Linked DNA regions of Homo sapiens: regions 1 and 3 are each linked to region 2. The links are chromatin loops, found by intact Hi-C in ENCODE. Cell type or tissue: HCT116. All regions are shown on one strand.

Evidence for each region. Hi-C counts contacts between places; a loop is a spot of excess contacts. Peaks named below come from ENCODE experiments on the same cell type or tissue, not always from the same donor. Only the 100,000 strongest peaks of a DNase experiment are listed, where the experiment ranks them.
Region 1: a loop joins it to region 2, with 8 times the contacts of the local background. A loop is called at or near these places in 19 of 110 quality-filtered maps.
Region 3: it touches region 2 in a loop (10-fold over the local background); 21 of 110 quality-filtered maps call a loop at or near these places.

Annotation. Positions count from the first base shown.
Region 1 is chr2:131,149,516-131,157,515 of GRCh38, reverse strand. It overlaps PLEKHB2 (pleckstrin homology domain containing B2), which reads right to left. Exons shown (of 8, transcript NM_001100623.2): 8 at 7,671-8,000. Among named protein-coding and RNA genes, the nearest start is that of PLEKHB2, 48 kb to the right of the region's middle. RefSeq lists enhancers at 750-919, 2,893-3,162. In HCT116, CTCF peaks have their summits at 485 (motif pointing right) and 3,348 (motif pointing left); a DNase peak (open chromatin) is centred at 3,325.
Region 2 is chr2:131,798,053-131,806,052 of GRCh38, reverse strand. It overlaps the pseudogene CDRT15P3. Among named protein-coding and RNA genes, the nearest start is that of LINC03124, 120 kb to the right of the region's middle. In HCT116, CTCF peaks have their summits at 3,781 and 4,024; DNase peaks (open chromatin) are centred at 3,332, 3,701 and 4,032; H3K4me3 peaks cover 960 bases; H3K27ac peaks cover 387 bases.
Region 3 is chr2:131,408,817-131,416,816 of GRCh38, reverse strand. No RefSeq gene overlaps it. Among named protein-coding and RNA genes, the nearest start is that of LINC01120, 9.9 kb to the right of the region's middle. RefSeq lists a silencer at 2,690-2,936. In HCT116, a CTCF peak has its summit at 3,468 (motif pointing left); DNase peaks (open chromatin) are centred at 3,248 and 3,496; H3K27me3 peaks cover 1,814 bases.

The sequences.
Region 1 (8,000 bases), 650 kb after region 2:
TGTGGATCCTACTAGGGGATGGGACAGCCCCTAGATGACAGGCCACAGCCAAGGGCCTGGCTATAGGAGGCCCGACTGCCCGCGGTGCCTCATGTGGCTGTGGCGTTGTTTAGGGAGCAAAAATGCCTGGCAGAGGTCCAGCGGGGATGGGGTCAGTCCAGGTGCACTCTGCTTCCAGCCCATCACCCGGCACAAGGAGATTCACTAGAGGAAGGGGCTCCATTTTCTGACTCATGCACAGCTACCAGACAAGCTCCTAGAGCCTGGCCATGCCCAGCCCAGGACCAGGTGTGGAGCAGTTAGTTGCTCAGGGCATGTTTGATGAGGGACTAAGGGAATGAATGAATGCAGAATGCCCTAAGACCCTGCACAAAGAGGCCCTCACTTTACTTTTGGTCACAGCCTCCACACAACACAAGGACCGCTAAGGCAGGTCTCCCTTCCATGGCTAAAGTGAATGAATGTCCCCACCCCCAACCTCCCCAGGGGTGCTGTGCCCATCCAGCAGGCCCGGGCCTGGCCAGCAGAGGGCTGGCCTCATGTCCACCGGCTGCATGAGGTGAGGAGGGCAGGCTCTGGAGTTACACCGGCCTCAGAAAACCCCGCTCCTGCCGTCCCTGCTGTGTGGCCTGGGGCTGCTGAGAGAGAACGGCCGGTGCACATGGCAGAACAAGGCCAGCCTGGTGCCCACACCCACTCCTAGCTCAGCTCATCCTCACATTCTGCTGAAACCCATGGCCCAGGCCCACTGAAGGAAACCCTCCAGGACAGGGCTTGGAGCATGGTGCGGCCACAGCACCCCAGGGGGTTTGATCAGTAATTTGGAGGAAACAGAAACTGAAAGTGTAGCTCTTCTGTCTGCAGCCGGTCCACCCCCACCTCCCCGCAGCCTTCCACCCTTCTGCCCCCACCTCACAGGGTGCCCCAGGTGTCCCCTCATGCTCAGGCATGGTGCCACCGCCTAAGGGCCAGTCTCCACCTCCAGCCTCCTAGGGGCTGAGGGCCTGAGGACCAGCACAAACTCCTTGGCCTTTCCTGTTTCATGGTAGCAGGGCTTCTGCTGCCTTCAAGGTGTGTCCCAGGAAAACCAGCCAAGACTTCAGCCCTGAAGTCAATGCTGCCCCCTCGAAGATAGCCTGAGTGTTTGCCACAAGTGACATGCTTAGGGTCTTAATCAGGCATTACTTTCCAATCCGCGAATGTGGGACAGAATGTTATTAATCAACTCCACAACTGCTGAGCGTAGCGTCCAAGCTGGCACCAAGGTCCGTTGGGACCTGCCTCTGGGAGAGGGTGGCTGAGAGCCCCTGCTGTACTGGCATCTCCCGCTCTGAGTCCTCATCTGTAAACGTGGTCCTCAGAGCAGCCCTGAGAGCTCTGCGCCCAACAGTCTTCTAAGTGGTCCCGTGTGTGTTCGTTCCTCACTCCAGCAACTCTCTAAGGCTGACGCTGTCATTGTCCCATTTACAGACGTGATTGCTGAGGTTCAGGGAGGATTTTGGGGGAGGTGGAGGCAGCTCGGCCTTTCTCTCTCTGGAGCTCTCCTCTGGAGACCCCACCCAGCAGGCGCTGCCTCCCAAGGCTGGTGGCACGGCTTCTCTTACAGACCCGGTGTTGTGCCACGTGGCACACAAGACCCAGGACAGCCAGGCCTGGACCACTCATGTAGCTGACTCAGGGCCAGGTGTGAATTGGGAGTGGAGATGATAATCACCTCTCTGGACATTAGATGCAGGGTGCAGGAGTGACGGTGTGGGGGCAAAGAGCGCGCGCACGCGCACACGCACGCACACATGAACAAGCACGCACATGCACGCACGCACACATGAACACGCACGCGCGTGCCTCAAGGCCAGCTGCGCAGTGTCCACGTGGAGCCTCCTGAGGGCAGGACCGTGCCCCCTGGCTCCCTCGTGCTGCCGGGCCGGCCGCAGGGCCGCAGCGGACACCGATGAGGGAAGGACAGCCCCGCAGAGAGCGGAAGTAGCGGGCGCGGACCTCGAGGGGCTGGACCCTCAGCCTCCACCGCGCCTATGCTCAGGGCCGGAGCTGCGCGAGGCCCCCTGGGAGAGGCCCAGCCCCTGTCAGGAGGGGTCTGGGGAGGGAGGCTCCAGAAGGTGCAGGGAACTGGACTCACGGCCTCCCCCATCCCCAACTCCAGTTCACTCGGCTTTCCACTGAAACGTGGCAGGGACACCGATGCCCTCCACGTGCCCAACCCGCCTTGCCCCCGCGCCCTCTGTTGCTACTGTGCCCAGGCCTCTGAACTGACCTCCGGACATTCCCACTCGGATGTTCAGCAGAAATCTCGCCCTTCACAACCACACTCCTAAGTCTCTGCCCCACAGCATCACCTACGAGCACCCCCGCACAAGGCCCAGGAGCTCTGCCAGAAATCACTTCCCCCCACCCGATAGCCGCCCTGCAGCCAGCCATCTCAAGGGCTCCCGCGGTGTGGCCACACAGCTGCCATCCCCAAATCGCTTTCCAAAGTTCTCTGCCCTCGCAGCCCACGGCCCATAGCCACTCCCGCCTGAGCCCGCCTGCGGGCCTCGCACAGCAGCTCCTCGCCTGGAATCCAGCGCACGCCCTTCCGCGACCCGGGCAGTCCTCCCGATGCTCTGCCCAGCCCCGCTGGGAGGATAGCGGCTGGGTTGGTGTGGCTGCAGGCAGAGACCTTGCCTGCCCTACTCAGCCTCCTCCACCGGCGCCCGGGAGGGTGTCCAGTGCGTCCGGGGGTGTGGGCTGGCCTTGAACTCAGGGGAGCTGGAGTGGGCAAGCTGGGAGGGGACTGTGGGCAAAGCCTGCTGGGCTGTGTTCAGTAGGAGGCTTTTGGTCCACCAAGCCTGTGGTGGCGGTTAGGGACGTGTAGTTACAGGGCCGGGCAGGGCCTGGACCAATAGCCCAAAGTCGGCCTCAGCATTGGCACAGCAGGACAGGCCTTCGGAGGCCCCACCGTGACGACGGGACTGGGTGGAGGGTCAGAGGCCGTGGCCAGGAGTCACAATGGGGACAGAGCAGGGTGGTTGGAGAAGCCTCCTAGGGCAGAATAAGACAGTGAGGACTCGGCAGTAGTAGAGGAGGAGTTGGGCGTGCCCCGCAAATCTCACAACATCCCACTAGGTGCTGTGGGGCTGTCCCTGTCCCCACCACACAGGACGCTGACATATCTGCCACCTTCGGGCCCAGATGACTCACCCTGAGCAGTCAGAAAAGCACAGGGAAGCATTCATCCTGTGAGAAGCTCAGAAGCCCTTTACCCTCTCAGGACCTCTCCTGAGATGTAGCAGGGGCCAGGCTGGCGAGGGAGGTGTGGCAGCCGGAACATTCCTGAGGCTGCCCTGACACCTGGTGGCAGCCCTCAGAACTAGCAGCTGCACAGAGGAAGTGCCGTTGAGCAGGAGTGAGCGCAGGAAGGGGGAGAGAGAAAGGGGGAGTGGGAGAGAGGGAGTCCATTCTAGACCAGTGGTCCTCAAATTTGAACCTGTAATGGCATCACCCTGAGGGCTGTCACTGACTTGGGAGATCCAGAACTGCTGGAAAATCAGCATTTCTAAGAGGCTCCCAGAGGCTGCTGTGCTGCTGGTCTGGGACCAAGCCATGGGTCTGGGAAAGGAATGGAGGGATGTCTCTGCTCCTACTGGGTGCCTACTGGGTGGTACTGTTATTACTATACCTTCCTTATAAAGGAGGCCACTGAGGCTAGAGAGGCCACGTTCCCACGCTATCCACATCCATGCCCACAGAAGTGATAAAGATTTGAATTCAGTGCAGCCCCAGAGTCCTCCCTAGGGGTCCCTGCTGCACATCTGTTGAGCAGGTCATAGCCTGGGTGTGTCTGCACCAGGTAGGCAAGACGGCTCCTGAGAATGGGCCCTGCCTAGCACGCCTGCCAGGGGACTGAACCAGGAACACACAAGCTGCTCACCTGGCCTCTGACAGGTTAGTGAAAGAACTGGGCAGGGCCTGCCTGGGGTGCTACCTAGGAGCACCTAGCTCACTGCCCTTTGGAGGTGACCCTGTTTGAGAAATGTCATTCTGATGACATAGCAGTGGAGGGTCTGATGGAGCTGCCAGCTCTCCTGGGGCCCAGGAGGAGGTGCCTCTCACCTGATTCCCACTTCCCAGGCAGGGGCACGCCCAGAGAGCCATGCAAAGCCAGTGCTGGGCCCCTTCCTGCCTCCCACTGGCCAGTGACTGTCCCTGGACTCAGCAGCACCACAGGAGGGGAGGAGGCCGTACTGTCCAGTGTCGCTCCTCAGCATCGTGCTGAGCTGGAGGGAAGGCCAGGAGGCCTCCTAGAGGAGGGGACGCCTGTCCAGCAGCTCAGTGGACATCAGTGAGTTGAGCAGGGAGGGAGAGGAGAGAGGAAGGCAGAGGCCTCAGAAAGGGCAGGCCTTGGAGGCCAAGACCAGGGGAGTCAAGGCTGCACAGAATCACCTGAGGGCAGGTGGAAATGCAGACTCGGGCCACCCGAGACCCCCTCAGGACGTTGTGGCTTTAAGTCCCAGGAATATGCATTTCTTTTTTTTTTTTTTTTTTTTTTTTTTTAGATGGAGTCTTGCTCTATCGCCCAGGCTGTAGTGTCGCAATCTCAGCTCACTGCAAACTCCGCCTCCCAGGTTCACGCCATTCTCCTGCCTCAGCCTCGTTGAGTAGCTGGGACTACAGGCGCCCACCACCGTGCCCGGCTAATTTTTTGTAGTTTTAGTAGAGACGGGGTTTCACTGTGTTAGCCAGGATGGTCTCTGTCTCCTGACCTTGTGATCCGCCCACCTCGGCCTTCTAAAATGCTGGGATTACAGCTGTGAGCCACTGCGCCCGACCAGGAATATGCATTTCTAACCTGCTCCTGTCCACTGGAGTTTGGACCTCAGGATTCCCAAGACCTTGGCAAGGTGGCCAACTTGTGCCCCCAATACCAGGTAAAATGAGAGCAAGGTGGCAGAGTAGCCTCTGCCCCAGCCCAGCCCACACTGCCTCCTCCCTGCCTGCTGGGGTCCCACAGGTCCCAGAGCCAGCCACCAAGCCAGGCAGGACCTCAGGCCTACCCAGGTGCCTCAGGGTACACCACATCTGTCCCTCATCTGTAAGCCTGCATCATAAGAAACATTTATTGTCAGTAGTTACAAAGGTTCCCAGCACCACTCTCCATGCCTCCCATCTGTGCTGACTCAGTGAATGCACATCACAGTCCTTCAGGGTGCTCCTACTGTACCTGTCGTAAACAAAAGGGGAAACGCAGCGGCGAGCCGCCCCCCAGAGCATGCAGCTGGTAAATGCCCGGTGATGGCTCAGGCCAGGCATCACTGCCACCATGCCTCATTACCCCCACCTCCACCAGCTTAGGTTAGTGGTTGAAGGGAGAAAGTTCTGCAAGAAGAGTAAAAGTGGGGGATTATGCAAAGACTAATAAAAGGTCCGGGGAACACAGAAATGCCAAGACTCCATGTTTACATTCCCTGGAGGGGCAGAGGAAGCCCTTCCCACCTGCAAAGCTCAGGCGTGGCAGGGCCTTCCTTGGCCATGAGAACAAGAAGTGAGTGGTCTCACCTTTGAGGGCAATGGAGACACGAACTGTCACCCAGTTTTACAAATAACAGAAGAGAAGCTCAGGAAAAGAGGAACAGAGGGTCAAATCTGCAGAGGACTCAGTGTGCCCAGCACCGTGCTCGGCCTTCCTGCACACTCAGGTCACTTAGTCCTCTACCAGCCCTGTGGGCTTGGTATCACCCCCTTCCCTCCAGCCATTCACAGACATGAAAAGGCTCAGAAGGGCAAGCCCCGACCCTGGGACCCCACGTGGTGTGGTGTTATCTGGACCCCTTGCTCTGGTGAGGCCTGGGCAGTGGGAGCACTGTCCCCCTCCCCAAGTATGGTCTCGCTGACTGCTGTGCCCCCTCACCTGGCACAGCACCCAGCGGCAGCTCATCCTGGTCAGCTTTACTGTACGGCAAACAATGCTCCCCCTGCCTTCCGTGACATGGAGCCCCTGAGGGGCAGCTGTGAAGGCTCTGCCCCATGAGTCTTATCTGGGACCACAGAGGAGGGACAGCTCCTGCAGTGGTGAAAAGGATGAGAAGGCTGGAGAAGCCCCCTCTGCTTCCTACAGCACCTGCTCAAACATGACACACTCACACCCCCTTCCCCCAGGCATGGCACACCACCCGCTAGGCTTGGACTCTGTTCCTCCGGTGGGCAAGATGGCATGGGCAGGCTCTCAGCACCAGGCAGGAACTTATAGGCCGCTCACAGGGAAGGGGGAGCAGGACAACCAGGGGCAATAACGCAGTCATCCTCAGCATGACTGTAATGTAATAAAGGACAAATGGATGGAGGAACTATATTCCTTGCTGGAAAGGGTGAATATCTTCTCTAGGCCCATCCACAACAGTTGGTAAGTGGGGAAAGAAACGATTTAACAGCAACGAAAATATCAGTGACCAAATGACATTTGTGTTGTGTGAACTAACAATTTGCTTGTAATTTGCAACCACTGGCTTTATTAATCAGTAAAAACTGTACAAAGTAAATACAAACCCAACTTCCACCGAGAATTGGCGATACTTGATGATCATGATCTGTCATTAACTACGGCCTGTTATCAGCAGCTGAGGCGAGGGCCATTTCTTCCTGGGTTCAGACGATACTTCCCAGACCTCAAGCACTGAGCCCAGGCCACATGATTAGCCCTCACCACTGGAAGGGGAGCGCCACTCCAGAGCTGAGGATGGGTGTGTCTTCACTGTCTTTTCTTCCAGCAGGTTGTATAAGTTCCCACAGCAGATTCCAAGGCAAAGAGATAAAAGCAGTTTTGGTCCCTGAATGACAGCCTGGAGCAGAAGCCTCTCATCCCTTATGAACCCACAATGGACTGCGACTTGAACAAGAAATAGAGCTTTTCGGTCGAGCGTGGTGGCTCACTCCTGTAATCCCAATACTTTGGGAGGCCAAGGCGGGCGGATCATGAGGTCGGGAGATTGAGACCAGCCTGGCTAACATGGTGAAACCCCATCTCTACTAAAAATACAAAAAATTAGCCAGGTGTGGTGGCGGGCACCTGTAATCCCAGCTACTTGGGAGGCTGAGGCAGAAGAATGGCGTGAACCCAGGAGGCAGAGCTTGCAATGAGCCGAGATGACGCCACTGCACTCCAGCATGGGCAACAGAGTGAGACTCCGTCTCTAAATAAATAAATAAATAAATAAATAAATAAATAAAACAAAAAAGTCATATATCCAAAGATGCTGGAGAAGTTATTGGACACACACTGCCAGAGGGATCTGGTTGGGAAAAATAGTGTCCGTTTTCTCACAGCCATCCCAAGAGTGTGACTGCACGGGCCACTGCTGTTTGTGGAAATCAAATTCTCATATGCACACGGCACAGGGAACAACAAGGCGTTTTAACATCAGATGTGGAGACCTACTACCTGCACGCTCCTGAGTAAATTATTTAACTTCTGAGCCTCGGTCCCTCCAGTGGAACTTGGATAATACCTCCCTTACAGAGTCACTAAGAATTCAGTGAGTTGTCTCTAATGTGACAATATACTAGCATTTGGTAGGTCCTCAATAAATGGCATTCTTATGATCCAGGACAGCAGAAAAAGCTGAGAGTATGTTACTACAAAGTAATTTTTTAAAGACAACAGAAGTCACAATGAAACATGCTTTAAGGTTAATGCTTTAATGTATTGACATTTTCACTTACAAATGTACAATTTGCGTATGTAGGAAAAAATCAGTTCTCTAGACACAACAGAATACTACTAGAGACGGGAAAGCAATCACAAAAAGATCAACTCTGGGGAGAAAGTGGAACTGCATTCCATGCCTTGTATCTACATACACTAGGGAAGGAAAAAGAAATATTACACAGGATCAAAACTTGTGGAAAATACACTTGGGTCATTTTGTCTCAACTGCAGGACCTTCTTATGATCCAGATGGCTACCTTAAGTCCTGGATAGCCTAAAATGGGCAAAGTCTGGCCTTGTT
Region 2 (8,000 bases):
ACACTTGCAAAGCAGAGAAGCAGGAAAACATCAATTCATTTTTGAGGCCAGAATTACCCAGATAACAAATCAGACAAAAGCATCACAAGAAAATAAATAAATAAAAATAAAATAAATCCCTCATGAATGAAGGCAGAAATCTCCAAAAACTCTAGCAAACTGGAGGAAGCAACACATAAAAATGTTAGACAAGCCTGGCATGGCGGTGCACACCTGTAGTCCCAGCTACTTAGGAGGCTGAGGTGGCAGGAACACTTGAGCCCAGGAGTTTGAAGTTATAGTTAGCTGTGACTGTGCCACTCCACCCCAACCTGGGGGACAGAGTGAGGCCTCACCACTAATAAAAATTAAAGAAAATTAGAAAAAAGTTAGACAATTAACCAAGTGGAATTACCCTACAAATACAAATTTAAAAATCAATCAGTGTAATACACCATATTAATAGAATAAAGGAAAAGACCATGAGGATTTCAATGGACATCTGACAATGTCTGACACTCATTCCTGATGAGTCTTCCAGAAATCTAGCAATAGAAATAACTTCCTGAACCTCCTAAAGGACATCCATGAAAATTTAATAAATTCCACTAGGGTATATTGAAAGGCATATTGATACTTCCAACTTTATGGTTTTAAAAATTAACAATGAAATAAGAACTAATAACAGTAATCTATCCATCTGGAAAACATTAAACACCTTTCTAACAATATTTCCTTTGATGTGATAAAGGTAAAAATCCAAATTTAATAATAGGAGTGCTTTTGAGAAGACTGAAATTTGATGTTCCTAATTTTTCTGACTTATTAGCAATTAGAATCTAATTATCAATAATGCCAAGAAGACAGGAGTATTCTCCAATGACATTAGAATGTATAACATAAAGATTTATAGTTCGGCATAATGTATAACACAAAGATTCATTGTTTGGCATAACAGCATTTCATATTTGAATCATTTAATAACATTTTCATCATTGCGTATTCTCCTGGAAATAACACACAATACAGACTTCAAAAAACCAGAGCTTTTGCTGGGGATATGTGCTCCTTCCAAAGGCAATTGATTGTGTGCAATATTCTGAGAATTAATTCCTCCAAAGGTAAAGTGTGGCTCTCTGGGCTTCTGGTAATATCCTGAAAATTCACATATTCAAAAAGTCTTTTCCACTACAAACCACCATAAATGCTGGACAACAGAATATCTGCTCAACTGCCCAAATTATACTTTGGGGCTTTTGTACACAGTTTTTGCACAGAAATATTTAAGTGAATATAAATTAATTGAAATGTTTTCCAGGTGGATATTGAGGGAGAAACAGAAAAATCCAAGACAATCCCCTGTGGAAGAAAATTCTCCAACCCAAATCTCAACCGAACTCACAGCGCTGAACAGCGCATCAATTAAGACCTGTCAAATATAATCACACTATCTAATAGTTTTAAATATGCAAAATAAAGAGCACCAAAGTCAATGTAATTCAGAAATAACAGCAACAAAACCAGAGCACCCCGATGCAATTAGGCCACAAGGAATTCCAAAGTAGTGTATTAGGTATAGAAAATATATATGTAATTAGAAATGTTTACAGAGATTAGAGAGATTTTTTAAAAAAAGATTTGGCCTCTAAGACAGTTAACAATTCCAGTAAAGAAGAAAAGAGAAATTCAATGTTTGATATACATACATAAAAATAAATTTCAGGAAAATGAAAAGTCCATGTGATGACAGAATCCAAATTATATAAAAGATAGAAATCTCAATATTTGTTTTTACACATTTTAAGGAAAAAACAACCCCGAAAGCATAAAATGCAGAAAATAATGTTAATAATTCTTGAGTTTTCAAGTCCCTCTCACTGACTTTGGCACTTAGAGAACAGCCAGCACAGGCTCAGGATCACCTAATGGTCATTTCTGCCAAGGAGACCAAACTCATGAAAATGGAGCAGAAAGCTATGCGCACAAGATGGATGGATGCTCCTCTCCCAGAGACCAGCAGGTTCAGGTGTAGAGGGAGTGGGCCAGGGAGGGGCTGTGAGCACCAACCTGGGAGGGGTGGCTAGACTTCCATAGGACCCTCCTGTCCGCAGGTTTAAAATTAGGCACATAGACCAATGGAACAGAAGAGAGAACCCAGAAATTAACCCAAATACTTACAGCCAACTGATCTTCGACAAAGTAAACAAAAACATAAAGTGGGGAAAGGGCACCCTTTTCAACACACGATGTTGGGATAATTGGCGAGCCACATGTAGGGGAATAAAACTGGATTCTCATCTCTCACCTTATACAAAAATCTACTCAAGATGGATTAAGAACTTAAACCTAATTCCTGAACTATAAAAATTCTAGAAGATAACACTGCATAAACCCTTCTAGACATTGGCATAGGCAAGGATTTCATGACCAAGAACCCAAATGCAAATGCAATAAAAACAAAGATAAATAGCTGGGACTCATTTAAACTAAAGAGCGAGCTTTTGCATTGCAAAGGGAACAGTCAGCAGAGTAAATAGGCAACCCACAGAGTGGGACCCCTGACCCTGACCCCGACCCCTAACCACTGACCCTGACCCCTAACCCCTGACCCTAACCCCTAACCCTTAACCCTAACTGCTAACCCTAACCCCAACCCTCACCCTAACCCAACCCTAACCCCTAATCCCTAACCCCTAACCTCTCTTAACCCCAAACTCTAAACGTTGACTCCTAACCCCTAACTCTGACCCCAACCCCTATCTCCAACCCCTAACCCTAAACTTAACCCCTAACCCTAACACCAACCTTAACCCTAGGTTCGTTACTACGTTTGTATTGACTATGTCAATGCTGATTATTATGATCGCTGTCTTAGGACTGCACGGCAGCGAGGGGATTGCGGATCTTATATTAATATTTTTGTATTGAGGCAGTGCATTAGCATTACAGGTGCTTGTTACATGAGCAATGGGGGTGTCATGTCTGCATTAGGAATGCTGCATTTGTCTTCCTAGGCTGCGGTGTGTATCTCGCACTGCGGCCGCCTCGCCTTGGCTGGGGAGAACTTCGGTGGGCAGGATTCAGAGGGGCTTTTGGTTTCCCGTTTTCCACACTGAACCCTTCTAACTGGTCTCTGACCCTGATTATTCAGGGCTGCAAACAGGAAGGATTTTATTCACCGTCGATGCGGCCCCGAGTTGTCCCAAAGCGAGGCAGTGCCCCCCAAGGTCTGTGCTGAGGAGAACCCTGCTCTGCCTTCGCGGTGTCCCCGGAGTCTGTGCTGAGCAGAACGCAGCTCCGCCCTCGCGGTGCCCCCGACCCGCCCAGGTCTGTGCTGAGAAGAACATTGCTCCGCCTTCACTGTATCTCCAAAGTCTGTGCTGAGGAGAACGCAGCTCCGCCCTCGCAAAGGCCCCCCAGCGCCGGCGCAGGCGCGGAGAGGCGCACCCGAACCCGAATCCTAACCCTAACGCCGTCCTAACAGCCCTGGGGAGACCTTAGGGAACAAGCATTAAACTGACACTCGAGTCTGTAGCCGGCTGTGCCAAAAGACTTGAGGTTGGGGTGATATGGGAGCAGGGGTCGGGGAAGAAAGCGTTCTGGTTTTAGACCCACAGGAAGATCTGTGAAGCGCTCTTGGGTAGAGCACATGTTGCCGGGCGTGCCCTTGAAAACAGCCTAAGAAGAGGGGGCGTCTGGAAGGAACGGCAACGCCACGGGAGGGTGTCCAGCCTTCCCGCTTCAACACCTGGACACATTCCGGAAAGTTTCCTAAGAAAGCCAGAAAAATAATAAAAAATAATAATCCAGAGGCCAGGGGGCGCTAATGGGGCTTTACTGGGACTATCTGGCTTAATCCTCCAAACAACCCTGCCACAGCAGCCCATCAGTCCTCTGAGACAGGTGAGGAACCTGAGGTCGCAGGAGGACACCCAGAAGGTCCAGGCAGAGCCCCCTAGGCCCCCACACCTCCCCCCGTGGCAGCTCCAACCCCAGCTTTTTCACTAGTAAGGCACTCCAGCTGCAGGTCCACGCCCGCTCCCCCAAGCGGGGAAGGCGCTTCGCGCTGCCGCCGGCTGGGGACTGGGCACCGCCCTCCCGCGGCTCCGGAGCCGGCTGCCACCAGGGGGCGCGCCCGCGGTGTCCGGGAGCCTGGCGGCGCGTCTGCAGCTGCCAGTGCACCTGCTCCTGCTCTCACCGCTGTCTCTGCCAGGACCCCGACGCCCAGCCGGACCCTGCCCTCCAGCGGGGCTGCGGCTCCACGGCCTGCGACAGCAGCCCCACCCCGCATTCGGCGCGCTCCCGGGGGCAGAGGTCGCGGTGTCCTCAGGCTGTGGCGCCGGCCTGCAACCCCCACGCCGGGCTCGGGCCCCCCGGCGGAGGAGGGCGATGCTCCCTGGGTAGGGCGACCTGTCACCTGGGCTGGGAGGGCGGCTTAGGGGCGGAAGCGGCGGTCCAGGGCCGCCTGGTGCAGCAGCCTGTCTCAGCCGCGGTCCCTCCAGTCCCTCCCTGGCGGCTGCGGAGCCGTCCGAGGACAGGGGCCATAAACTCTCCAGAGCGGGAAGCCGCACGCTGGTGGCCCGGCCCCGCGCACAGACCTGGCGGCAGCTGGCACCTGACCCGCTGCATGGGTCTCCAGGGAGCTCGCTGCCCACCCGGCGCTGCAGCCTCGGCTCCCTCGTACGCGCTCTGGTAGGTGCTAGGGACGACCCTATGGGCCAGCTTGCCATGCCAAGTCCCCAGGCCGCACCCACCGTGGCTCCGTGGGCTAGGGGACTGGCTCCTCCTGTGGGTCGTGGGGCTGGGAGGCAGGGACTTTAGGGGAGAGGGAGGGACCGAGGGCAGCCCCTGCTGTGTGCGCAGCGAGGTCGTGCACAGGCCTCTGTTGCAGAGCGTGCAGCTTCAGCTGGCACTGGATTGCAGGTGGAGATGACTGTGTGTGCGCACACCTGGGGGTGAAGAGGACGCAGCCTGTCTACCTGACCCATGAAATGGAGGAGACTGTACCCCAGAAGCAGCGGGTTCACTGCTCCATTGATTAAGCAAGTCTGGGACACACATGTAGCTAAGCTGTGACTTCTGTGCCAGCGGTCCCAACACCCACGCCTTCAGGAAGACACATGTGTGAGGGGTTGCATGTTTGTCAGGCCTGAGAGTGGAGAGCAGGGGCCAGAGACACTAGGTAGGGGGAACCCACCCTAGGGCTCTGAGGGACGACGATGTGGGAAGCTGGTGGCAGAGACTGAGCTGGCCCAATGTTGCAGGGTGGGGACAGAATAGAGGTCCACCACACCCTAGGTGGACAGCTGAACCTGAGTAGACATCAGGCCCCAGATCGACATCTGGCCCCAGGTAGATTCCTAGGCCCAAGGTGAATACTCAGTCTCCAGCCCTAGGGGAATTCAGTCTTAGTTGATTAAGGACTGGTGTTCCTCTGGGGCCTCATGTCTACCTGGGCCCTGGGAGTGCATATGGAGCCAGATGTCTATAAAGGGCCTGAGTGTCCACTAGGGCCTGAGGTTCACCAGGAGCATAGACATCCACCTAGGACCTCGTGTCCACCTAAAACCTGGTGTTCACCTGGGACCTGGGTGACAACCTGGGATCTGATGTTCACCTGAGGCCCAGAGTTCAGCTGGTGCCTATGTCAGCCTGGCACCTGATGCACACAAGAGGACTAGGTGCCCACCTGAGGACTGGTGTTCATGGGGAATTGGTGTTCAGCAGTGGCTTGATGACCAACTGGGTCCTGGTGTCCTCCTGGCACCTGGTGTCCACCTGGGACTGCATGCTTACCTAGGGCCTGGTGTTCCCCTGGGGCCTGGTGTGCCCCTGAGACCTGGGGTCCACCTGGGCCTAGTATCCACTTGGGGCCTCATATCCATCTGGAACATCATGTCCACCTGGGGCCTTGTAGTTACCTAGGGACTGGGTGTCCTTCTGGCACTTGAGTGTCCTCCTGGGGCCTGGGGTTCTCCTGGGGCCTGGGTGTACATCTCTGGCCTGATGTCCACCTTGGGATGGATGTCCCCCTGGGGACAGATGTTCACTTGTGGCCTGAGTGTCCATTTCGTGTCTAATGTCTACCTGGGGCCTGGTGTTTGTCTGAGGCCTTATATCCACCTGGGGCCTGGGCATCCATTTGAGGCCTGATGTCTACCTAAGACCCAGTGTTTAATTGGGGCACAGACTTCTTCCTGGAGCCCAACATTCATCTAGAGCCTGAAGTTCACCTATGCCTGTTGTCTACCTGAGGCCTATGTGTCAACCTAGGGCCTGATGACCACCCTGAGTTCAGTGTTCACCTGGGGCCTGACATCTTCCTGGAGTCTGGATGTCCACATAGGGCCTGATGTTGGCTTGGGACCAAAGTATTTACCTAGGGCCTGGGTGTCTACTTACAGCCTGACTTCTACATGGTTCATTGTGTCAACCTGGGACCTGATGTCCACATAGGGCCTAGGTAAGCTCCTTATGACTAAAGTCCACATGGGGGCTGAAACCATCTCAGACTTTGTGTTAACCTAGGGCTTGGTGTCCACCTGAGGCCTGCCTGGGACCTGGTGACCCCCTGGGGTCAAGGTATCCATCCACCTTGGGCCTGATGACCAATTGGGACTTAAGGATCTACCTAGAGACTGGTGTCAACCTGGAACCTGATGTCCACTTGGGGTCTGGTGTACACCTTGGGCCTGATGCCCACCTGGGCACGGGTGTACACTTTGGGCCTAGTGTGCACCTGAAGCCTGGGGGTCAACCTGGGTCTTGATGCGCACCTTTAGTCAAGTGTTTAACTGGGGCCTGATGAAATACTGGAGCCTGATTTACAGCTGTGTACTGGGTCTCCTCCACCTGGGGCCTGATGTCCACCTGCAGCCAGATATCCACCTGGCATCAGATGTCTACGAGGAATCTGGGTGTCCACCTTGAAAATGATGTATTCCAAGAGACTAGGCATGCACATTGGGCCTGGGGTCCACCTGGGTCCTGATGTCTACCTGAGGCTGGTATTGAACTGGGGCCTGTGTGTTCACTTGGAGCCTGATGTCCATTTGGAAACTGGTGTTCACCTAGGACATGGGTATCCACCTGGATCCTGATTTTCAGGTGGGGAGTGGCTATAGACCTGGGAACTGATGGCCACCTATGCTATAAGTAACCCACCCCACCTGGGGCCTGGTGTTCACCTGCGGCCTGATATCCACCTGGTACCTGTGTGTCAATCTAGTGCCTGGTGTCCACTTGAGGACTAGGCAGACACCTGGGGCCTGGTGTTCATCTTGCACCCAGTGTCCACCTGGACCCTGTGTATCAACCTGTGGCCTAGGTGGCCACTGTAGCTTTATGTGCACCTGGGGCCTGAGAGTTTCCTAGGATCTGATGACCACTGGGGCCCAGGTATCCACCTGGGATATCAGGCTTCAAGTGTACGCCCAGGCTCCACATGGACACCAGGCCAGGAGAACGCCAGCCCTTATCTGAACATCAGGTCCTAGATGGATGCCCAGGCCCCATATGTACATCAGGCCCCGGGTATACACTGGACTCCAGGTGGACACCAGCACTCAGTTGGATACACACACTCAAGGTGGACACCAGGCCCCACGTGAATTCCTACACTCCAGGTAAACATCAGGTCCTAAGTGGATACCTGGACCCCAGGTGGATACCAGTCTCTAAATTAATACCAGGCCTCAGATGGTCCTTAGGAGCCATGTGTGCATTAGTCATCAGGAAGTTACCTAGGCCCAAAGTGGACATCAGGCCCCATGTTGACACAAGAGCTAGTTGGAAGTCAGGCCCCAGGTGGACACCCAGGCCCTAGGTAAATACTTAGGTCCCAAGTTGATGGCAGGCCCTATGTGAACACTCAGAACTCAGGTGGACATGAGGCCTCAGGTGGACATCTGAGTTCATCTGGAACCTCGTGTTACAGGCCCCATGTAAACACCAGGCCTTAGGTGGATACCCAATCTCTAGGTGGACATCAGAGCTCAGATTGACACAAAGACCCCAGTAGA
Region 3 (8,000 bases), 390 kb after region 2:
GTTAGAGACAGATCTGGGCCCTCGAGTCTTCTGAATTTTAATTTGACAAACCAAAGTGTACTGATTTTTTGGTAACATAAATCTGGGCTGCTAGGGGGACTACTTATTTAGCATCATAAAAAGAGCAATGGGATAATGAAATTTCTGTTTCTTGTTATAGTCTGATATACGCTAATACTAATGATATTTCCTAATGGAAAATACTTTTGAAAAGCATTTTTCCCTGAAATATGTATTACATCATAATCAAAGACATGTCAACCAACAATATCAGTTAATTGTCAAATTTGTGACTTAACTGATAAGGAAGCATGCCATGTTCTCCAGATGAATGAAGCACCCAAGATAAGAGTATCTACTTTAAACTACCCTAAAGAAGATGCTTAAGCCTAGGATAGCAATGAAATATCCGCCTTTATTATTCAAACAACAGAGATAAGCAAGCAAATAAAACAAAAAGACCGCAAATCCCAAAGTAGCTACTCAAAATGTCAAAGTTAGCATTTTGGTGTGAATCCTCCCAGGCTTTCTTTCTGTTTTAGTGTTTAAACTTAGTAAGGCAGCATGAAAATTTCTCCATATAAAGAAACGTAACAGTATGTTTATATTGCACAGTTGCATAGTGTAGATGTATGAGTTTATTTTACCAATAATTTATGAAAACCGACTTTTAAATGTGGTTCCCAAGACATGCCAGGGTAAGACAGGTTTCTGTGACACAAATAAATTTCCGCCATTATTGAATACTCAAGATCATAAAAAACATTGGCATAAAAAAGTGCAAGGCTTACATGTTTTCTGTATTTTGTCTAATGAACATGTGTTGCTTTTATAATTATCAGATACTACAAAAATATTATCAGAGATACATATAGAATGTAGTTTGGTTTAAAGTCATTTAGACATGCTAACTTGAAAACTATACCCTTGATCATATGTGTTTTCACCTGGGTCCTCGGAGAAGCAAATGCCAAAACAGAATTAAATGTGCAAAATGCCCATGAGAGAGAATGGGGGGCGGATCTGGGTAGGGCTGGGAGAGCTATCAGAGCACAATGGATGTCCACCATGAGTGAAGGAGACAGGGAAGAGAGAAGGAATGCTGGGTGGAAGCATTCCGGATTGCCGCAATGTCAAAGAAGGTTTGGCAAGGCTGTTTGGGAGTCTTGAGCCAGTCATCTGTCAAAGGAATCCCTCATCTACCAGGGGCAGCTCTAAGTATCTTGGTGTGCTCAGTCACTGACTGGGAGCAACCCATAGGTAGAGTGGTCTTGCTGCAAAGGTGGCAATGAATTTCAGAGTGCAGGGATATAACAGAACCCTTGTCAATTATGGCTCCTGTCCTGTAGTTGGAGGTTGTGATTCTCATTCTCACAGTCATCACAGTATGACAATCATAAAAACATTAAAATTTGACCACTACGTTTTCTAGCACAATCTATAAAGTAGTGTCAAGCAACAAAATGTCTCCGTTAATTTCTGTAATTGGCAGCCACACACAATTTAATCCCTAAACCTTGGACTTTTGTCTTCATGCCTTTTCATGTCTTTTTTATTTCAAATTTATTGAAGACAGAATACGTTGATCACACTATAGATCTTACAGTATTTATTTGCTCTGCTACCTGAGAGAAATCTTTTTCCACTAGAATGTAATAAAATATTTTCAAAAAGGTAATTAATGGCAAGAACAAAGCCATAGTGTATAATTTTGCCTTTACAGCATAGGTCTAATATATTAGTTGTGATATTTATATGAGAACAATTTTATAACCAAAACATGCACCTGCAGTATCTCAATGAGAACTACTTTATAGTGGCCAGTATGGCTCACTTTAATGATGTAGTATGAAAAGGGAAAAGAAGCCAGGCACAATGGCTCACTCTTGTAATCTCAGCACTTTGGGAGGCCGAGGAAGGTGGATCACCTGAGGTGAGGAGTTCAAGACCAGCCTGGCCAACATGGAGAAACCCTGTCTTTATTAAAAATACAAAAAATTAGCCAGGCGTTGTGGCACACACCTGTAATCCCAGCTACTCAGGAGGCTGAAGCAGGAGAATCACTCAGACCTGGGAGGCGGAAGTTGCAGTGAGCCGAGATCGCGCCATTGCACTCCAGCCTGGGCAACAAGAGCAAAACTCCATCTCAAAAAAAAAAAAAAAAAAAAAGAAAGAAAAGAAAGAAAGAAAAGAAAAGGGAAAAGAATATACTATACTAACAATTAAATTTAGCTAACAGAGAGGATTCATAATCGGAGAACTATTTCTAAATTTCATAAAATTATGAGAACTTGAATAATATAACAAGATGTAAAGACCTTAAGCCAAAAAAATGGTATTATAAATAAAATTTCATCATGGTGCCAAAAGAAATCTAAAATAACATTGTTAATTCAAACTGATGGATTTTTAAAGTTCATTAACATTTTCATAATAACTCTAATCATTTAAAATATTTATTATGTCATTGAATTATTTCAGGAGCTGAAAATCATGTGGACAATTCCTGAGTCAATTTTCTCCCTTTTTGGAAAGCATAAAATGTCCCACTTTGGCGGTCATCCAAAGTAGCTTCCAATGGGTCAGCAGGTTGAGACATAGTACCGACAGGTGTCAGTGTCAGAGATCCCCTTCAGTGTGCAGAAAGGGGGCCACGACAGTCCAGCTAGAGGGCTGCAAATAGAGGACAGCATATTTTATAAAATCTGTCCATTTTCCACAGGGCATGCCAGGAAGGTGCTGGAGAGCATTAGGCTTGAATCAAGAATGCTTTGTGTGTCCTGTCATGGAACAGGGCTGGAGGGACTGAGTGGGGCCATCAGACTCTGGCTTTAGGGTCAAGGTGCATGACTGAGCCAGTACTAGAGACTGTTCTGTCTGGGGGAATTCATGCAGACATTGACCTCATCCCAGCAAAATCCTCCTAATCTGTTTGGCTGTTGGGATAGAGGCGCTTCCTGCACAGGGGTCCCATTGCCTACTTATTGAGCCTGTCCCTGAATTCAGACCCACATCCCACCAAATGGGTATCTCATCTCTTGACAGTTCTCAGCCCCAAGCTCCAAGTTTTTCCACTGATTTTTCAGTCTTTACTTGCCTCAGCCACAATGGTCCAGGACATGATTTTACTGCCTAAAGTCCAGCTAAATTTCAAGACCAGCCCACTAAGCTGAGGCCCAGGTGACTTTCCAGCCTTTTAAAATCTTTCTTCCCCAGGGGGAAGAAGATATTTCCAGGTACTGCCAACCCCAGTCCTTGCATGTCTGCCTCTTTGTTGCTGTGTTCCACCCACTAAATTCAATCCCCTTGAGACCAAGATGAACTCAAATTAAAGCTTAATCGGATCGATCTCTTTAGATATTATTAGATTTCTGGCTACTTACTTCAATTAGAAAGAAATGGCCTTTATGGCTTGTGTACGAAATCTTTGTACAGAATTCGTCACATATAGGCACAACTGAGTGTAGCTTGCCCTCTGCTGGTGAAATACAGTATCACGTTCAAGAGAGTTTTTGTTTGTTTTTTCCAACGCATTCAAAGAGCCGGACCACTCTTGAGGCAATAGCAGTGCACAATCATATTGTTAATACCCAAATACTATCAGGCCATGTAAAGCAGCAGATAATAATATTCAGCCTGCAGGAGCAGGGAAGGTTAAGGAAGTGTGGGAAGTGAGATATTTACTGTACTTATTTCTCTACACAATCTAAAGGAAGCCAATAATTGATTTACTTTTTTTTTAATGCATTCTGGAAAAAAACTGAGAAATATCCTTACTGATAACTCCCATGTACATAACTAGATTTTGTATAATTTAACGCTGTTCACAAACATTATGTTTCTCAAACATTATGTTGGAATATGAAAATATTAGAGTAATCTGTTACTAATGCTGAAGGATCAAAGTTTGTGGGTCTTTTTTTTTTTTTTGAGATGGAGTTTGGCTCTTGTTGCCCAGGCTAGAGTGCAATGGTGCGATCTTGGCTCACTGCAACCTCCGCCTCCTGGGTTCAAGTGATTCTCCTGCCTCAGCCTCCACCATGCCCGGCTAATTTTGTTTTTTTTTTTAGTAGAGACAAGGTTTCTCCATGTTGGTCAGGCTGGTCTCGAACTCCCGATCTCCGGTGATCTGCCTGCCTTGGCCTTTCAAAGTGCTGGGATTATAGGAGTGAGCCACTGCACCCGGCTGTAAGTCTTAATTTTATTAATGTTAGAGTTAAGAAATTACTTAAGAAAGTTAATCATTCAACATTATTCTCACTCGTCTGTAATCCAGTACGTTCTCCTGAGTGGAATGGAAAGGAGGGTGTCACAGCTAACATGCTGGGAAGTGCATATTACTCTAGCTATGGGCTTAAGAGCATGCCACTGCAGAAAACGTCATTCAGAATACATCGTTAGAGAGAAAACAAAAACAAAATTGGCTTACTACCTCCTATCACTGGGGACATCTGCATTATCTTACCATCAGGGAGTTAGGCACACAGCCTGCATTGTCCTGCAGCTTGCAAATTATATAAATGTATATGCCAGCTTTTCAGAGTTTTCTGCAAGAAAGTTTAGAGTCAAAATTTCGACCCATTTTAAATAGGCAGTATATGCATTTGTATTTAACTCTACTCCTGGCTTTATTTGATCTCTCCTATTGTCTTCTTCTCCACATTCCATGCTCCTCCCCGAATTATCTTGTTGCATGTTGTGTGCATTTATATACATTAAGTCTTTTGATTATATGTTAATATGAACTTATGTGTTATCTTCTCAAAGTTCTAGAAAAATAAAGATTGCATAATAAAATAAATGACAGTGCTGTATATTAATCTCTAAGTAAGCAGTTACCAGTTTCCATATTGGGAGTTTTGCACACAAATCAGAACAGGGAGATGGGCCTTTTTCTTTATCTATAGACAGCCTGATTGAGCAAGTAAGCAGTCACAGAACATTTACATAATGAACAAACATTTGTGACAGGGTCAAAAACAGTAACTTGTGAGCAAGCACAGCTTTCTACCCAACTCATTCCAGGATTCAGAACTGCTGGTTAGGCCAAAGGTGAGAAAGAGAATTGGAAGGGGCTGAGAAAGACACCAGGACTGATTGAGCAGCTCCTTCTGAACATGACGGACAGGCTGGAGTGTTAAGGGGGCTGTGGGGTGGCCTGGGGGAGCAGCTGGGGGTTCAGCAGGACTCTCAGGTCAGAGATGCCCAGGAAAGAGATTAGGGAGCTTGCTGTTATTGTTATATTTTGTTTAAAAAAATTCCTTTATTTTAAAATATCTCTTTAAGAGCTTTATTAGAGGCTTACTTTTTTCTTCAAAAAAAATTTTTTTTTCAGACGGAGTCTCGCTCTGTCGCCCAGGCTGGAGTGTAGTGGTGCCATCTCGGCTCACTGCAAGCTCCGCCTCCCGGGTTCACACCATTCTCCTGCCTCAGCCTCCTGAGTAGCTGGAACTACAGGCACCCGACACCACCACGCCTGGCTAATTTTTTGTATTTTTCTTTTTAGTAGAGACGGGGTTTCACCGTGTTAGCCAGGATGGTCTCGATCTCTGGACCTCGTGATCCACCTGCTTCGGGCTCCCAAAGTGCTGGGATTACAGGCGTGAGCCACCGCGCCCGGCCTGTTTTCTTCAACTTTTAAGTTTAGGGGTACAAATGTGCAGGATGTGCAGGGTACACAGGTCAATGTGTGTCGGGTTGGTTTGCTGCACAGATCATCCCATCACCTAGGTATTGAGCCCAGCATCCATTAGCTATTCTTCCTGATGCTCTCCTTTGCCCAATCTCCTGACAGGCCCCAGTGTGTGTTGTTCCCCTCGCATATGTCCATGTGTTCTCATCGTTCAGTTCCCACTTATAAGTGAGAACATGCGGTGTTTGGTTTTCTGTTACTGCATTAGTTGCTAAGGGTAACGGCTTCCAATGCCATCCATGTCCCTGCAAATGGCTGCATAGTAGTCCATGGTGTATAGGTACCACATTTTCTTTATCTCATCTGTCACTGATGGGCATTTGGGTTGATTCCACGTCTTGCTATTGTGAATAGTTCTGCCATGAACATACACCTGCATGTATCTTTATAATAGAAGGATTTATATTCCTTTGGGTATCTACCCAGTAATGGGATTGCTGGGTCAAATGATATTTCTGGTTCTAGGTCTCTGAGGAATTGCCACACTGTCTTCCACAATGGTTGAACTAATTTACACTCCGATCAGAAATGCTTACTTTAGTTAAGGGTTTTGATGTTAAGATTACATGCATTTTCTTTTAAAAATGTAAAAGTAGCTTAATTTTGCATCATTTTGGAGAGGGCTTTGTAGACTTAGCTTACAAGGGATTTTCGTGCTTGTCTAGGAAATCATTCTTCCTTATTTCACTATTTTTGTTACTATTTTTTTAATCCTGGCAATATGTCAGGGTTGTGTGTATAAAATTTGCAATTTCAGCAATTTAAGTGTACAAATCAATGGTATTAATGACATTTACGTGGTTTGCAACCATCACCACAAACTATCTCCAAAATATTTCATCAACTTAAAACTCTATACTCATTAAGCAATAACTTATAATTTCACCCTTCCTTCAGCCCCAAGCTGTTTATTTACTTTTTATCTCTATAATTGCCTGTTCTATGTACCTAATATAAGTGAAAGCATCAATATGTGTTCTGTGTCTGACGTTTCATTTAGCAAAATGTTTTCAAGACTCATCCATGTTGCAGTATGTATCAATACTTAATTCCTTTTCATGGCTAGATATTCCATTTATGTTTATATCACACTGTTTATTCATTCTTCTGTTATTGGACACTTGGGTTGTTTCTGCCTTTTGATTATTGTGAATATTTTTTCTATAAACATTAGTGTACACGCATATGTTTGCATCCTTGTTTTCAATTCTTTTGGGGATATACCTAGGAGTAGAATTGTTGGATCAAATAGTGATTCTACGTTTGACCTTTTGAGAAACTGCCAAACGATGATCCAGAAGAGGCGCCATTTTACATTCCCACCAGCCCAAGGTGACTGTGGGTTTTTCAACCACAGAACACTGTTTTCAAGCAATGCCCACTGTTTTTCCTAGCAGAATGGTTTCTGGGTCAGGTAAAACAGAGATGATGAATACCTTCTTCAGACAGCCTCTGGAAAGATTAAAACAGACAAGCATAATCATTTGTGAATCAGATCTGCTCTCCTCTCTGGAACCAGGGATAAGGGTCCCAGCCTGGGGAATCCAGCCTGCCGTCTTCAAGACTATCACCAAGCTGGACTTGTGGGACAAGCAAAAATGCCACACAGCTTTCATATCATTTTTAAGTTTCCTTTGTGTTGATCCAGCATTCTTTTAGTTGCCGTACACCTTTGATTATTTTCCCGGTTCTCACAAAGTTGGTTCTGACAGTGTCTGGTTGTTTATTCAACATTCCTATGGAAGGATGGGAGCTTAGAGCTGCCTTCCCTGCCATTTTGCTGACACCACTGCAATGGAGCATTCTTGACTCCCCTGCCCTAAGAGTTTGACTTACTCTGCATTCAAATGTCCTCTACCTAACATGACCAAAACACAACTCGTGGTATTTCCTTCTAACCTGCTTCTCTCTTGTGGGCCGCCTGTCTGGGAATGGTTAGATCCTTTACTCAGGTACTCAAGCCAAGAAGAGTTCTCATTTCCCTCTTCTTCTGATTGGTAGCCAGTCAGAACTGTGGCTGCAATACAGCCTTCTAAGACTTGTCTGATCATTCCACTTATGACAAAGTTTCTTTCTTTTTACAACACCCCAGGCTTCTCTCATAGTTCACTTTGATTACTGCAATGCCTCCTGCCTGGATAGTTTGTATCTCATTCTCCCTCTCCCCACTTCCTGTATGCATCTGCCCACAGAACTCATTCTTACCCCTAGAAGTAACCCAAAGACACATGTTCATATTCTATCCCTTGCTCTTGGAGTCATAAGCTGCTTTGGGACAAGGACTGCATATATCCATCCCTGCAACAGT